4 separate regions of the Homo sapiens genome follow, and regions 1, 3 and 4 are each linked to region 2. The links are chromatin contacts, found by Hi-C or POLR2A ChIA-PET in ENCODE. All regions are on one chromosome and are shown on one strand. Each heading gives the region's core, a stretch centred on a gene start or an enhancer-like site at or near the end of the contact. The rest is flanking DNA. Distances are from core to core; before and after follow the strand shown. Region 1 holds the start of TCL6 (T cell leukemia/lymphoma 6). Region 2 holds the start of DICER1 (dicer 1, ribonuclease III). Region 3 overlaps SYNE3 (spectrin repeat containing nuclear envelope family member 3). Region 4 overlaps SYNE3 (spectrin repeat containing nuclear envelope family member 3).

Region 1 (3,734 bases), core at 1,142-3,641, 490 kb after region 2:
CTGAGCTGGGGGCCTGGCATGAGGGTCATGCAGTCCTGTGGGTGCCAAAACAAGGTGGTTAATTTTATCCTAAAAACAATTGGCATCTACTGAGGAGTTTTATTTGGGAAGAGGTAAAATTAAATTAGAATGGGCAATGTATCTCTGGAAGCAGAGTGAAGGGGGAGCTGGAGGGGCAAGCCCAGAGGCAGGGCCAACACTGAGCTGCATGGTCCCTGCGATGGACAATCTGAGCCTGAGGTAAACGGGCTGATGTGGGACTGACGGATGCAAGGTGACAGGCTGAGGCTAGGGACCGTCATCACTCCCAGTCACACTGCAAGCTGCAGCAGGGTAGAGCCACATCTGATTTGTCCCCAGTGCCTGACCAGAGTTGGGGCTCAGTGTTTGTTGAGTGAATTCTTACTGCATGGCCAGGGTTTCTGGTCCTGGCAGCTGGGTGGATGGAGGGGTCATATTGAGAATCCTGGAGTGCAGTAGTAGCCAGGTGTGAAGAGTCAAGCAGGTCTGCAGCCTGAGGATCAGCATGGCAGCAGGAGGGTCCTCTGGGAGCTGGTCATGAATTTGATATGGACCATGGGATGGTGCCCACTTTTGTTTGTATCCTGGGGTACAGATCACAGCTCCATGAAGGTTTGAGCTAGGCAGGTGAGCCACGCTGGGAGCAAAGATGGTGGTGGCTAGGTACTTGCTTATCCCTATACCAATCAGCAGGATGTGGGTGGGGCCAGATAAGAGAATAAAAGCAGGCTGCCCGAGCCAGCATTGGCAACCCGCTCGGGTCCCCTTCCACACTGTGGAAGCTTTGTTCTTTTGCTCTTTGCAATAAATCTTGCTACTGCTCACTCTTTGGGTCCACGCTGCTTTTATGAGCTGTAACACTCACCGCGAAGATCTGCAGCTTCACTCCTGAGCCCAGCAAGACCACGAGCCCACCGGGAGGAATGAACAACTCCAGACACGCTACCTTAAGAGCTGTACCACTCACCGCGAAGGTCTGCAGCTTCACTCCTGAGCCAGCGAGACCACGAACCCACCAGAAGGAAGAAACTCCGAACACATCTGAACATCAGAAGGGACAGACTCCAGACACGCCACCTTAAGAGCTGTAACACTCACCGCGAGGGTCCACGGCTTCATTCTTGAAGTCAGTGAGACCAAGAACCCACCAATTCCGGACACAGTGCTGAGAATCATGCCTTGAAATCTAGCAGCTCTGTTAAAAACTGAGCAAGGTGTACTTCGGGGTTGTGTTGAGAAGGTTGGTGTTCAGCTAAATCAGGAGGGAAGGCCAAGGAAAATCAGGCTTGGCACCTGTCAACAGGTGGGACCCAATAGCCAAGCAAATGGTCCTGCAAACTGTACTACCCAACGTTCACAGCAAGGATTCCAACTTCTCACCAGGGCATGGAAAATTTGCCTTCATGTCAACCACCACCTTAGCCCTTGACTACCCAACGGACTCTTCCCAAGTCAACAGCCACTTCCTCCCTGGGGCTTAACAGGCATTCCTTGAAGCCTGCCCCGGGCAGTTAGTCCTTCCCTTTTGTGTGAACTCTCGGCTGTTTTCGTTGTCTGCACACAGAGCAGTGGTCTAGGGAGCGAAGGGTTTTGGAATGGACCTTTTCCTTTCTTAGCTTGCTGTAGGGATTGTGCTTCAGCTAAGTAAAGTGGAAAAACAGAAGTACAAAAGCAACAGCCCCAGATCTAAGGGCACCGTAGCTCTGGAATCTGGATTTTATTCCAGATTCAACCCTCAGCAGGGAGTTGAAGTGGTCAGCCCTGTGCTTTACAAGGCTGATTGGGCAGCACCCATAGTAGAATTGTCAATATAAAGTAATTGAAAGGATCAGAATCCAGGGTTTTCGTTGTTTTTAAGTTTTTAAGTTTTAAAAACAAAGTTGTTTTTGTTCGTTTTTAAGTTTACTTCTCTTTAATCGGTCTCACTTTATTGACCAGGCTGGTTTCGAACTCCTGGGCTTAAGTGATTTCTCCTGTCTCAGCTTCTCAAAGTGCTGGGATTACAGGCGTGAGCCGCTGCACCCAGCCCAGAATCCAGTTTTAAAGAGTTTATTCAAGCCAAAAGCTGGGAATGGCCATCTGAGAAACACAGACTCTAGGAAAATGGGGCCAGGGCCCTGAAGTTAAAAGTTAAAGTCTTGCTTACATAGGCAGAAAGCAAAGACATTTAGTAACCTTGTAGAACATTTTCTTGTATAACTTTTCTTGTTTTAACTTTCTTGTTTAACATTTTCTATGCAAGGCTGGTTTATGAGTTACAACCTATAATTAATTATAGGTTGTTCCCCTGCCTCCACCTTGTTTTCTTTTCTCTACAGCTTGTTTTCATTTCCTTTCCAATTTAAGAATGTGTTTAACATTCTATCCCAGACAATGTGATGGTCATGAAGTCTCTGTCAGAGAGGAAAGAGGGAGTTAATCTATAATGAAGATCAACAGTGAAGAGGAAAGGGGTCTTCCCTGGAACGCTTCAGTCATATACGACATTTTACACAACAATGTAAGTAAGGAAAAAGGCTAATCTATAATCAGAGAAACAAAGGTTGCAGCTGCCTGTTTACATGACTCAGGTCCCATGATCAAATTCCCTTAAGGCTCGAAATATTTTAAAGTTCCAACAGCTTAGATTTTGAATTGCTTATTTTCACAGAATGGACCTGTGTAAGGAGGTATGTGTGGGAGAAGATTCCAGAAGGTCTTGAGACACTCCAGATGAAGGTTGGTGTGGGGCTGTGCTGCTGGAGCACCAGAGAGTGAAAAGAGGCAAGCGATTTATAGTCTCATCAAATATCGACAAGTTTGGGTTTTCCTTTAGAGTTGGGCAGGGCCTGGCTGGACTTCTTTCTCCACCAGTCTCCGGGAGGCTCAAACAAGTTCTGATTTTCAGGTTCTGAAAAAGCTCTCAGGGAAAAAGCAGCTTCCATTCTGTTTTTTTTCCCTTTCTGCATTCTACTTCCCTTTTATTTTTGGCCTGGTAATTTCTGTCTTATCAGCTTTTAGATGTCCTTGAGATTTTTCTTTTCTTTCATTTTTTTTTTTTTGAGACAGGGTGTAAACCAAAAACTCTTTTATTCTTTTTTTTTTTCTTTTGAGACAGGATGTAAACCAAAAATAAAATTCTAAGCCCCGCCCTCCCTGCAACCATCTGAATGGACTTCCTCCTGGGCCAGGGTACTTTTAACCTGAAAGACTGGTTCAGGCCATGATGGAAAGTAGAGGTCAGACAGGACTCATTATACCTCTCTGATGAGAAGCATTTACAATCTATTTTCTCTGAAGCCTGCTACCCGGAGGCTTCATCTGCATGGTAAAACTTTGGTCTCCACAACCTCCTATCACAGCACAGACATTTTCTTTCTATTGAGCCCAGATCTTTAGATAAACTTAACCAATTGTCAACCAGTCAATTTTAAATCTACCTGTAACCTGGGAGCCCCCAACCTCCACCCAACAATTCAAGTTGTCCCACCTTTCTGGACAGAACCAATGTATTTCTTAAATGTATTTGATTGACATCTCATGTCTCCCTAAAATGTATAAAACCAAGCTGCACCCCGACCACCTTGGGCATAGTTCTCAGGATCTCCTGAGGGCTGTGTTACAGGCCATGGTCACTCATATTTGGCTCAGAATAAATCTCTTCAAATATTTTACAGAGCTTGACTGTTTTTATTTGTTAATGATCTCACTCTATCGTCCAGGCTGGAGTGCAG
Region 2 (3,944 bases), core at 79-2,578:
ACTGTTTGAAAACAAGCACCACGAAGACACCTGACAATCAGGATTGTAAAGATTCAGAATATTCGAAGACAGAAGCATAGGCGTCCAAGTGATCCTCTTTCATCAGATGAATGTTTTTAAAACCTGAAAGTCCTAAGAACACTTACTTATCGTGTAGACCAGTAACGTGTCCCTTTAACCACAACTCTCTCCACAAAAGCACGGAGTTAACACTACACAAATAGGACCCTCCAACTCATCTCCACGTTTCCGCGGATCTTCAGGTTCCTAAGGACACACTCAGTGGTTTGCTGGCTCTGACCTCCAGGCAGAGCCATCAGGGCAACTCAGCTTTTCTGGACAATCTACAGAAATCTGATGTGCTAACTTAAAACATACACTGATTTCCCCAAAATCAAAAACCCTGAAGAAAGGGTCCTCCGCAGGGTCTAGGCATTTTGGCACAAAAACATCTGAGGGGAGAGGCAAAAGAATGGCCTCGGCCCCTGCCCGCCCCCCAGGGCCCCAATCTGGTCCCCTGACAGTAATCACACAGGACCCTCCCGGGAGGGACCGAGAGCCCAGCTTCGTCCCCTCCGGGCGCGGCACAGCGGCCCCATCAGAGGAGGGCCCCAGGGTGCTCCGGCAGGTCAGGCGCGCGTCTCCACCTCCGCTGCTCCCGCGCCACCTTAGCGCGCGTGACGGGACCTGTCAAGAGCCCCAGGCCTCGCCAGGCCGGGGAGTGGACAGGCGCCGGCATCCCCCACCACGCCACGGCGGCCCGGAAAGTCTCCCAGGGCTGCCTCGCGGGGAGGCGCCGGGGTCCGGGCCCAGGAGCAGAGCCGAGGCGGGCAGACGCCGGGTCCACAGGCCGCGCTGTGCGGGACGACGAGGCAGGCGAGGCCGCGCCCTTCGTCAGCGCCCGCCAGGCCCGGACGCGCGGCTCGGGGCCATGGCCGGCACGCGGGCCTCCGCGCGGAGGCGGGAGCGCGGCCAGGCGACCCGCTCCCCGCCCCGGACACAAAGCTGCTCCGCGGGAGCCCGCCTCACCTGCAGCACGGGGCGCCGCGGGCCTTCGAGAACCATCGGACCCCGCTCCGGCGCGCGCGTCACAGCCCAGGCCTCCCGGAGCCGCCCGGCGCCGCCGCCCCCGCCGCCATTTCCTCGCGCTCGCCGTCGCCTCGTCCCCGCTGTCAGGTTACTCCATTCACCTGGGCCTGCAGCAGCCTGCGCCGCGCCTCCGCCTCGACCCCTCCCGCCGGCGCCTGCGGAGACTGCGCAGCGCCCGGCTGGCCGGCAGCCAGCGCACGGCCCGCGGCAACGGCGCACAGCCGCTTGGAGAATCCCACTGGCTCCCGCACCGCCCCTCCGCGCCCCCACGCTCCGCTCGCCCCGTGGCGGCATGAGAGCGAGCCTGTGATTGGACAGGGCCTGGCGGTGAAAGGTTAATCCCGGCCCCCCAGCCACTCAGGAGCAGGGAGACAGCGGGCGCGCGCGCGGAGGCCGGAGAGGCGTTTGCGGCCCAGCGCCTGGACTGGACCTTGGCGTTGGGCCGCAGTTGCCCGGAGTTTTTGGGGCCCCCGGGAACCCGCGCGCCGAGGCCGGCTAAGTTTGGCAGACTCTCTGAGCTCTCGGAATTCGACTGCCTCCATTGTTGCTCCTTCTGGCACCCACAGACCGTAACGTGGCCGTAATTGTTTCCCGGAGAGCTTAGCTTCCCTCTGAGCACCTCCCTCCCCTTTTTAAAGTACCTTCCCACTCGCCTGCGTTTCCTCGCGTTAGTGGTGCAGGGGCCTCCGCATTTGGGGAAATAACAAACACCCACTTCCGCCCCCCACCCCAACCGGGATCCCCAGATAATGAGAAATAGATGGTGGCCCTCTGTTTGTAAGCTGTTCATTTGCATAGGTCGGAACCGCGCACCACAGCTTGAAGCTAGGAATTAAAATATCGGTGGGAATTAAATAAGTGGCTGGCTTAAAGAACATCTTCTTAATTTATCCCCAAATGTAGACATCTCTTCAGTGGACCCCCTGATAGGCCGGTTTGCTCCAGGTGAGGTGTGCTCACAGCAACTGCAACCGTGTTTCTTTCAGACCATGGGCGTGAGCAGAACCTACTATGCGCCCCTGCTGCCTGGGCTGTGCTGTTCAGTTTGGGGCCACCAGCCCCACATGGCTCCTGAGCACTTAAAGTATGGCTAGTCGGAATCGAGATATATGCATTCTTTACCAAATAATGTTCAAAAAATTGTTACATGTTGAAGTGATAAACTTTTTCCATATATTGGGATAAAAGTTTTATTTGTTTATTTTTTAGTGTGGGTTCTACAGAATTTTAAATGTCACCTGTGGCCTGCATTATATTGCCATTGGGCAGGCTGATCTAGGGCTTGCATGCCTGTGATCCTTAGGTGCACCCTGTGAGGTAGGTGCTTTAACTGTGTGCACCCTGTGAGGTAGGTGCTTTAACTGTGTGCACATTGTGAGGTAGGTGCTGAAACTGCTTCCTGTTTTTTTTTTTTTTTTCTTTTGAGACGGAGTCTCACTCTGTCTCCAGGCTGGAGTGCAGTGGTGCGACCTGGGCTTACTGCAATCTCCGCCTCCCAGGTTCAAGTGATTCTCCTGCCTCAGCCTCCCGAGTAGCTGGGATTACAGGGGCACGCCACCACACCCAGCTAATTTTTGTATTTTTAGAAGAGACGGGGTTTCACCATGTTGGCCATGATGGTCTCGATTTCTGACCTTGTCATCCGTCCGCCTTGGCCTCCCAAAGTGCTGGGATTACGGGCGTGAGCCACCGTACCCAGCCTGCTTCCTGTTTTAACAGACGAAGAAATGGAATAACTTCCAACAAGTAAGTAGCCAGTAAGTGAACAACTGAGATTTGAACCCACGTAGTCTGGCTTTGAGGCTGGTGTGCTCAGTCATTACTGTGCTAAAATTTTGATAATATATTTACTATGAATTGGCTTAAGGTTTCACTTGAAAGTAGCATATTTATGGGCAAAATTAGGAAGTAGGATGCTCCTGGCAGACCCATGTATTTAAAAAAGTAGTTTCTTATATGTCAAGCACGGTGAGCATGTCATACCTTTAAGACCCCAGTCATACATATAAGGTTTTCTTTGTAGCTAGGAATTAAAATATCGGTGGGCGTTAAATAAGTGTCTGGCTTAAAGAACATCGTCTTAACTTATCCCCAAATGTAGATATCTCTTCGGTGGACTCCCTGATAAGCCTTTATGAGAAGGACAGCATCTCAGTATGGGGGTAGGCACTGGACTCTATTGGCAGTGGAAATTTGTGGGCTGGTACAACTTCAGCCCCTCTGGTTGCCCTCTTGCAATCTGTCAAGACTAGCCAGGCTGCTTGTTCCATCAGCAGGTATACCTGATTTTTTTATTTTTTTAATTTTATGTATTTGTTTTTTTCTTTTTTGAGGCAGAGTTTCACTCTTGTCGCCCAGGCTGGAGTGCAATGGCGCAATCTCGTCTCACTGCAACCTCTGCCTCCTAGGTTCAAGCGATTCTTCTGCCTCAGCCTCCCAAGTAGCTGGGTTACAGGCATGTGCCACCACGCCCGGCTAATTTTTGTATTTTCAGTAGAGACGGGGTTTCACCATGTTGGCCAGGCTGGTCTCGAACTCCTGACCTGCCTCGGCTTCCCAAAGTGGTGGGATTACAGGCATGAGCCACTGCGCCTGGCCGGTTTGTCTGATTTTTATCAATTTCAGTTTTTATTTTTAAAATAAATAGTATATCCATATTATTCATTTATCAGAAAGCCTATAAAAGATACACAGTGGAAAAAGATGTCCCTCACACCTGTCCTAGTGTCACAAATAGGTGACCACTGTTTCCTGCTCATTCTTCAAAATGTTTATGTATATATGAGCCAAGATATGCCCTTTGTGTTCCTTGTTTAGAAAAATGCCGGCATGCCATACATATTTACTCCACCTTG
Region 3 (3,889 bases), core at 1,201-3,700, 280 kb after region 2:
AAATACACAGGAGAGAGTAAGAGACATAAAGCACACAGTGAGAAGTAGTTACATATGTTTAAATGATATCACAGTAGGAGAGGAGAAAGGGAACAAGGCAGAGGTGATATTTTAAGAAAGATTGTTAGTAGAAAAAAATACAAGTAACAAGTTTGGGAATTAAGAGAAAAAAAAATAAGGTTAGAGAGTTTTCCAGAAAGATCCTAGACCACAGATTCGGGAGTTAAAATGAATCCCAACCCAGATAAATAAAAAGAAATTCAAACCTAAACATATCATGGTAAGATTGCATAAAAATAGGGAAACAGAAGTGAGCTAGGGCCTGGTTGAGAATGGCCTTGAATAATAAACTCAGGGGTTAAACTCTATAGTGAAAGGTTTTCATTAGGGGGAGGACAGGGTCATATTTGTTATTCTGGCTGCAGGATGAGCCATGACCTAGATGGGACCCAACAGGAAGAAAGGAGGATCAGCTGGGAGGCTACAGCCATAGTCAAGGCCAAAAATGGTAAGTGCCTAAATTAAGACAATGGTAGTGCGAGGGAAGAGAAACACAAAATATCTAGGAGGTGGAATCAAGGAGCTTTAGCAACTGATTAGATGTGGGAGTGAAGAAGACAGGAGAGAAGTAGTAGTTCAGTTGCAAAAATGGCTGTGACTTTCCCCATCTCCCTCCCCCCAGCCATATCCATACCCACTGCAATATGACTTTGCCATCCCTTCCATCAAGTAGTGGAGTCTCTTTCCCTTTCCTTGACTCTAGGCTGGTTTTGGCAAACAGAATGCAGGGGAATTAATGTTATGCTGGCTCCTAGTCTTGACCTCAAAAGTCCTTGCCTGCTGCTATTGCTCTTTTCTGCCCTGCCTCTGCTATGAGAAGTCCAAGCTGTGCCACAGGAGTATACGAGATGTGTAGTCCATGTCATTCTCATCTCTAATAGCCCACCAGCCCCTAGAAGTAGAGACACCCAACTGACCTACAACTGACAGCAGACGGACTGGAGGCACTGCCCGGTTGAGTTCAGCCTAACCTGCCATGCTTCTGAACCATGGGTTAAATACATAGTTATTGTTATCAGCCACAAACTGTTGGGATGGTGTGTCACACAGCAATAGCTAAGTGACAGGAGTCAAGTGATTAGTGGTGATATTTTCCAAGTAGGGAACTACATAAGCATGCTGAACACACGAATGAATGCCAGAAAAAGTTCTAAAATCTTTGAACCAAAAAAGTTTAAAAGCGATTATCTATACACAAGGGAGAACAGCTCACAAACTGTGGGTGTGTTCCTTCTTTTGAAGAACTCCCTGGTGGCAAATGCCTCTGTGGGTGCAAACCTTATGGATGAGGGACCTTTCCTGGGGAACAGACCTGCAGCTTCGATTTTCTGGTCCTCAAGTCCTCAGCTGTAGAAGTTCTCATTGCGATGATTCTAACCAGCTTGGAGTTTTCCACCTGCAACCACTGCCCAAAGTTCCTCAGGAGCTGGGAGAAATCTTCATGGCTCCCTTCTTCTTCCTGTAGAAGATTTGCCTGTAGGATCACACACGGCCAAAGCGTCAGAGGTGAAAGAGCCCCCCTGGCCATGTGTCCTGGGAATTCCACCTGAGGCAGAGGGGCAGGGACCAGGACAAGATGCCCAAAATGGCGACGGGAGAGGCCTGGGGGATGAACAATGAATCTCTACTCAACATGGTCACATTTAAGGGCCAAGAACATTCCTCACTGTCCCCTTTCTGGTCCCCTGAGAGGTGACGGAAGCCACCACCATCTCTTACCAGGATGGCTATACAAATAGTCACCCTTCCACCATGCTTGCCCCCTCGGGGCTCCATGACCGGAGTGCTCTGTCTATGATGCAAGCCCATTCAGCTAACTTCTTGGTTATCCACATTGGTGCCTCTCACTACTCCCCAGTGTGACCCGGGAGTCTTGGTTCCACTGCGCATGCTGTCTTCCCTGTCCTCTGAGCCTGGGCCTGCAGATGTGTCTTGGCCCCTCAAACTGGCACTCGAATTTCTCCCTCTGCTCTTCACACATACTGTCTCCTCTGTGGGGAACACACCTCTCTCCCTCCTCTCCTCACTGCCACTCAGCCGTGAAAATTCAGCTGAGATGTCTTATCTTCCAGGAGAGGCTTCCCGGTCCTGGACCTAGGAACTGCTGCAGGCTCCCATAGCCTCTGGCCTGTCTGCCAAGGTGCACCATGTTTTTTTTGTTTGTTTGTTTTTTGTTTTTTGTAAATCCTTATTTAACAGCCTGTGGATGCCACTCCCTTGCTTCTTTCTTTTCAACAAAGCTCAGTTTGTTTAAAGGCAGTAAGGGAAAGTGATGGGTAAAACAATGTAGTTAGTTCTTTTTTTTTTCTTTTATAAAATATAGTCATGGCACAAAAATAGACCCATCTTGTATGATTTTAGTTTCCATTCTGGGGCCAGCAGGAAGTGTTCGGCCCCGATGCTCTCTCCCTTGCAGGTGCTACTGCTAGTGGCTCACAGAGGTGAGTATCTCCCGGGCCCAGCAGCATGGGCCTATCCCGAGAGCTTGTTAGAAATGCAGAATCGAATTGTGGGCCCTAGCCAGATCTACTAACTCAGAGTCTGCATTTTATCTTATTTCATTATTTTTTGTTGATTGATTGATTGATTGAAATGGGGTCTTGCTTTGTCACCAGGCTGGAGTGCAGTGGCACAATCACAGCTCCCTGCAGCCTCAAACTCCTGGGCTCAAGTGATCCTCCCACCTCAGGCCCCTGAGTAGCTGGAACTACAGGAGCACACCACCATGTCCAGTTAATTTTTAAATATTTTTTATAGAAATGGGGTCTTGCTATCTTGCCCAGGCTTGTCTCAAACTCCTGACCTCAAGCAATCCTCCTGCCTTGGCCTCCCAGCCTCCCAAAGTTCTGAGATTGTAGGTGTAGCTCACCATACCCAGCCCAGAACCTGCATTTTAATACAAGGCTGTGTGCCCACTGAAAAGCTCTATGCCGGATTCCAAATTCTCTGAGGGTCAGAAGCGTTACTCACGGCTGTATCCTAGCTCTGAGCACAGTTCTTGGAACAAAGTAGCACTCAGCAAATGGAGGAGTGGATGAAAGAATGAATGGGAAAATGAATAATTTGATGTATTTGAATAACAAGGAATAACTTTCTTTTCCACAAAGCTCAAGTTTGTTTAGAGGCAGTAAGGGATGGATGAAACATGGCAGAAAAGTTTTCCCATCTTGTATGGTTTCGGTTTCCAATCTGGGGCCAGCAGGAAGCTTTCAGCCCCGACACTCTCTTCCCTGCAGGAGCTGCTGCTAGTGGCTCACAGAGGTGAGTATCTGACTGGCTAAGGGATACCCCTACTGCCCTGGTGGCCTGGCTCTGCAGACTCTGGGATCTCTGAGGTCCTCTGTGGAGTAGGATCAAATGCTCTTTGGCCACAGCTGGGGCAGGCTCAAATGAGACAGGACGTGGCCAAGTCCTCAGAGCAGAGCATGTTGCCCCAGACAGGGAGGGGCCTGTGCTGGAGACCCCTACCCACCTCTTGACCTGGGGCCTGGCCCCTTCTCCCACAGCCCTGCTAGACAGACTCACGCGTCGACGATGCCTGGGAATAGGATCCATGGGATTGATGAGAAATCCTGACTTTGGGATGTTGTTGGTGAAAACCATTTTCTTCCCCGAATCCACTTCCATCCTCTGCAGATGCCAGTTTCTGATGAGGCTGAGAAGACAAACTCAGCCCAGTCAATGCAGAGATGTGGTGGGGACCCACCAGGACATGGGAAAAGTAATAGAATTGGGGAACCACGGGTCACGAGTCAGTGCCCCCCACTGAAGTTTGTGAGAATGTTCCTGAGGCATGCTCACATCCGGTTTCTGACTTTAAACTCAGAGT
Region 4 (3,931 bases), core at 861-3,360, 320 kb after region 2:
TAGCATCCAATAAGCAGACAGCAGACACTATCTTACTCTAAAGAAGCTCTCAGAGGAGCTTCTTTACCACCTAATGTGGTATCAGGGACAGTTGAACAGGGAGTCTGTGAGGGACCTCTGAGGTTGTGGGTTGAGAGGGTCGATGTTACTGTGACCCCTGCACGCCAGGTCCTGGGGACCAGCTTCTGCCCTGGGACTACCAGACTGCTCTGGGTCCTCCCTTTTTCTGCCCGTCGGACCCCTCCTCAGCCAGCCTAGAGCACTGCTTCCTGTGTCACCACTCCCTGTAAGGCAGGACGAGGTAAGCCAGCCTCCCACAGCCATTGCACAGGCGCTGGTCACTCCCTGAACCCCTTGCAAGGAAGAATGGTCTGGGGGACACTGTCTATTGGCAGAGGTATACTCTTCCTGTAAAGGGTCAGGTAGAAAATGTTTTTAGCTGTCTCGGGCCACATACAGTCTCTGTTGCATAGTCTCCCTTGCTTTTACGACCCTTTGAAAATGTCAGACCCTTTCTTAGCTCACTGGCTAGACAAAAACACACCACGAGGGCACTTGGCCTATAGGCTGTCGTGAGCCATCCCCTATCTCAGGTGGTCCAAGGCTACAACCAGCAACTGCAGAAAGCCCAGCAGGCAGCAAAGCTAGCTGGCTAAGTGACCCCACCGGCACATGTCTGGGAAAGAGTCAGCCATGAGGCCAGAAGGACCTAGAATTGGTCCCAGTGGTCAAGTCCCCATGACTCACTAGCTGTGTGGCATCTGGCTGGTCACTTAACCTCTCTGGGTGTCCATATTCTCATCTGGAAAATGGGGATAACACCTAGATTTAATTAATTTAAAAACCCATCCAGGTGCAGTGGCTCATGCCTGTAATCCCAGCAGTTTGGGAGGCTGATACGGGAGGATCACTTGAGCTCAGGACCAGCCCAAGCAGCATAGTGAGACCTCGTCTCTACCAAAAAAAAAAAAAAAAAAAAAAAAAAAATTAGCCAGGTGGAAGGATCACTTGAGTCCGGAAGGTCCAGGCGGCATTGAGCTATGATGGTACCACTGCACCCTAGCCTGGGTGACAGAGAGAGATTCTGTCTCTAAAATAAATAAATAAATAAAAATTTAAAAAAATTGCCCAGAACCTGGAGCACACACCATGCTTGGAAATAGTTCCTTTTTACCAAACGCACAGGTGTTGGGTGGAGGGCTTTCCATCCTTGGGAACCTGCATCCAGACAGCAGCTGTCTCACCAGCTCAAGGTTGGGGGAGCATAGGAACTGGGTTACCAGCTGATAGACTAATGAATCAGTGCACTAAGTGGCTGCTGAGTGCAGGTGCTGAGGATGTAGAGACAGACCAAGTGTGGCTCTGGCCTGGTGAGGCTCCATGTCCAGTGCAGTGGGGGTGGAGGGCGGGGATGGACGCACAGTAAGGCAGCTACAGTGAGGCCAGCATGAGTTTTGAGACAGGAGGACAGGGGCCACGGGACCTCAAAGGAGTGGTTGTCACCTGGCTTGAGGAAGGTGGCTGGGAGGCACTGCCTGCTGAGGGCACCAGAGCTGGCAAGGGTTAGGCATTGGAAGGGGCGGGTAGGAGACAGCTCCAGGCCAGGGTGTGTGGAGGAGGGAAGCACTCTGCACTCAAAGGTGGGCTGAGACTGGGGTCACTGCAGAAATGGCAGACGCACACGGCCAAGGACAATGAGAAAAGGTTGCAGGAGTGAGCAGAGCCAGCATGCCTCTCTGGCACGGGAGAAGTTTCGTCTCTGGACTGGTTGAATGGAGATAGGATTAAAAAATAAATAAATAAATAAATAAAAAAGAACTGTGCAGTTTCCAAACAGTATTGCAAAAGAAATGTGCTCAGGGGTAAAAAGAAGCAAAAAAAAGTATTTTCTGTTTCCAAGCCCTGTCTGGGGACATCCCTGGGGTGTGGCTGCAGGCAGCGGGAGAGTAGGGCTCTAGGCGTGTCTCTGAGCTGTCCCCACTGAGTCAGTGAGAGGGCTGGCCATGAGAGTGCTGACCCTTTCTGGGTCATGCTGGCGCTGGTGTATGGAGGAGACAGAAAGGAAACAGCCTTGGGTTTGGGTTTCAGCGTCCATGTGGTTATCACAAATGACAGCGGAAGAGAAGTGATTTTTTTTTCATGATGGAAACCCCCGAGCTGGGGCAGATGATGTGGCAGGCTTGAGACCGAGCCCATGCTCAGAACACAGAACCTGGGTCAAAAGCTATGGGCCTGGAAGACCAGCCAGTCCCCCAGAGGTGGATAAGGTCTGTGGGCATGGCTGGAGACACAGCCTCCCCAGGAATGGACAGTAAGGATGCACTTTGGGAGAGGACAGGAATCTTCCAGAATCTGAGCTCCAGGCTTTAGCCATCTTCTCAAAATGGGACACCTTAATTTGAGTCATAAAGAAAGCTCAGAGTGCTTTGAAGAAGCTGAAATATCATAAGGAAGAGTGTGGTTGACTCAGGGATACTGGAAAACGTGATGCAAACTGAAAAAAAAAAGGCCAGCCATGGAAGAGAAGGTGCTAACACTCATGAAATAAGGACAGGCCCACACCACGTGAGGCCCTTGTCCAAAAGCCACCCCGTTTGGGCCTCCTGGCATCCCGGTCTGAAAGGCAGCCCCAGCCCATCTCAGCAGCAGCAGAAGGGGAGTAGCGGGGCTGCCTCTCAGCTGAGCTCTGTGGCCCATTAGCTGGCGGCCTGGGCAGAGCCTCCTCCCCACCCCCGACCCCAGGCACAGCAGCGGCATCTACCTCTTAGAATGCTGCGGGGCTGACTGGGGCAGGTGTGGGAGCACCTGGTCAGTAATAGGTGCGTGGGGCACAGGAGCGGCTGTTACCTTCCACAACCCTAGATAAGAATGCGCAGACTGCAGTCACTGGCCCAGGACATGGAGGCACTTGCAGTAGTGCTGACATTTAAACCTTGTTCTATTGGATTCTGAAGCCCGAGATTCTCACTAGACCATATTGACTCCAAAATAAAGTTGAACTTCACCTACCGTGGGGCATCCAATAGAACTGCCCCTGGGAGGAAAGCAAGCCCGTGTGAGTCAAGGTCCAATCAGCAGAGTAAAGCCCCTCCGAGTCCAGCTATGAACCAGGAGGGTGTAATGAGGAGGAGGAGCTGAGAAGCTGCGAGGAGACAAAAGGAAGCCCAGAGATCAACCCCTACGCTAGAGAGACAAGGCGGGGAGGCAATGTTAGATGTTCCTAGACCCATGTTGGGGGCCGCTGAGCAGCAGGAACTAGAGCCCCAAAGGAGATACATCTGCTGCAGGAGACACCACCCAGGGCGGAGAGGCTGTCAGAGAAACCCCCAGCCGACTACTTACCTCTGGTCCTGCCAGAAGCCAGTATAGGGGAGCCGGGACAATGCAGCCCGCAGGGGGTCAGCTCTCCTGTGACCCAGGGCAGAGCAGAGGACGGGGAGAAATAGATGTGTGGGCCCCCAGGCCAGGGCTGCCCCTGTGGTCCATCGGGTAACTGTGAATGTCCATCTGGACACCAGCTCCCTTTGCCCGATTCCAGGCCTGAAAGCAATTGGCCGAGATGCAATTTGGTCTCTGGGGGACCAGGCTTGCAGGAAGGAAAGGATACTGGCACCTGGCACTGAAAAAACGCCCGAGGCAGATCGCCTGCTGGGTCAGCACGTGGATTGCCAACTGAGGCTGAGGGCCCTGTGTCCTGGGGTCGCTGGGTCCAGACCTCTCTCCCTCCCTTCCCCTTCCCCGGCTCTCCAAAGCTCAGGGTGCTGGGTGGGGCCCCTACTTGGCTTTGCAATGCCACTGGTGAGGGGCTGATGCCCCATAAGGACCAGGTTCTTACCTCTGTCTCAATCCCTCCAACACCCTAACAGCAGTTTTTAAAATTCTCTGGGGCCAGGCGTGGTGACTCACGTTTGTAATCCCAACACTTTGGGAG

Evidence for each region. Hi-C counts contacts between places; a loop is a spot of excess contacts on that map. ChIA-PET counts read pairs that join two places held with the same protein, here RNA polymerase II (POLR2A). Pooled maps may share reads with other maps.
Region 1: a loop to region 2 is called in a map with no recorded cell type, with 2.6 times the contacts of the local background. The contact joins the promoter of TCL6 here to the promoter of DICER1 in region 2. A Hi-C loop is called at or near these places in 10 of 37 single-sample maps with no recorded cell type and 4 of 50 pooled maps. POLR2A ChIA-PET finds 5 or more read pairs at or near these places in 1 of 52 experiments (OCI-LY7).
Region 3: a map of Calu3 shows a loop between it and region 2 (2.8-fold over the local background). The contact joins the enhancer-like site here to the promoter of DICER1 in region 2. A Hi-C loop is called at or near these places in 6 of 168 maps with a recorded cell type or tissue (Calu3, chondrocyte, endothelial cell of umbilical vein and 3 more) and 10 of 50 pooled maps. POLR2A ChIA-PET finds 5 or more read pairs at or near these places in 4 of 52 experiments (H1, HEK293, OCI-LY7 and 1 more).
Region 4: a loop to region 2 is called in a pooled map, with 2.9 times the contacts of the local background. The contact joins the enhancer-like site here to the promoter of DICER1 in region 2. A Hi-C loop is called at or near these places in 4 of 37 single-sample maps with no recorded cell type and 8 of 50 pooled maps. POLR2A ChIA-PET finds 5 or more read pairs at or near these places in 1 of 52 experiments (T-cell).

Annotation. Positions count from the first base shown.
Region 1 is chr14:95,649,706-95,653,439 of GRCh38, forward strand. TCL6 (T cell leukemia/lymphoma 6) reads left to right here and starts at 2,392. Exons shown (of 8, transcript NR_028288.2): 1 at 2,392-2,521; 2 at 2,672-2,784.
Region 2 is chr14:95,156,201-95,160,144 of GRCh38, forward strand. It overlaps DICER1 (dicer 1, ribonuclease III), which reads right to left and starts at 1,329. Exons shown (of 27, transcript NM_177438.3): 1 at 1,030-1,329. It overlaps DICER1-AS1 (DICER1 antisense RNA 1), which reads left to right and starts at 1,488. Exons shown (of 4, transcript NR_015415.1): 1 at 1,488-1,658; 2 at 1,993-2,034; 3 at 2,676-2,835. RefSeq lists silencers at 620-979, 1,040-1,499 and enhancers at 1,590-1,689, 1,730-1,799.
Region 3 is chr14:95,435,448-95,439,336 of GRCh38, forward strand. It overlaps SYNE3 (spectrin repeat containing nuclear envelope family member 3), which reads right to left. Exons shown (of 18, transcript NM_152592.6): 14 at 3,586-3,715; 15 at 1,373-1,534. Among named protein-coding and RNA genes, the nearest start is that of SYNE3-AS1, 79 kb to the right of the region's middle. RefSeq lists an enhancer at 3,110-3,889. Within about 2 kb of position 2,451, at least 2 of the 41 ENCODE cell types and tissues checked have a DNase peak (open chromatin) inside an H3K27ac peak, as active enhancers do; they include OCI-LY7, where a contact is called at or near this core.
Region 4 is chr14:95,478,266-95,482,196 of GRCh38, forward strand. The region is part of intron 1 of SYNE3 (spectrin repeat containing nuclear envelope family member 3); the gene reads right to left. Among named protein-coding and RNA genes, the nearest start is that of SYNE3-AS1, 36 kb to the right of the region's middle. RefSeq lists an enhancer at 1,965-2,364. Within about 2 kb of position 2,111, at least 11 of the 41 ENCODE cell types and tissues checked have a DNase peak (open chromatin) inside an H3K27ac peak, as active enhancers do.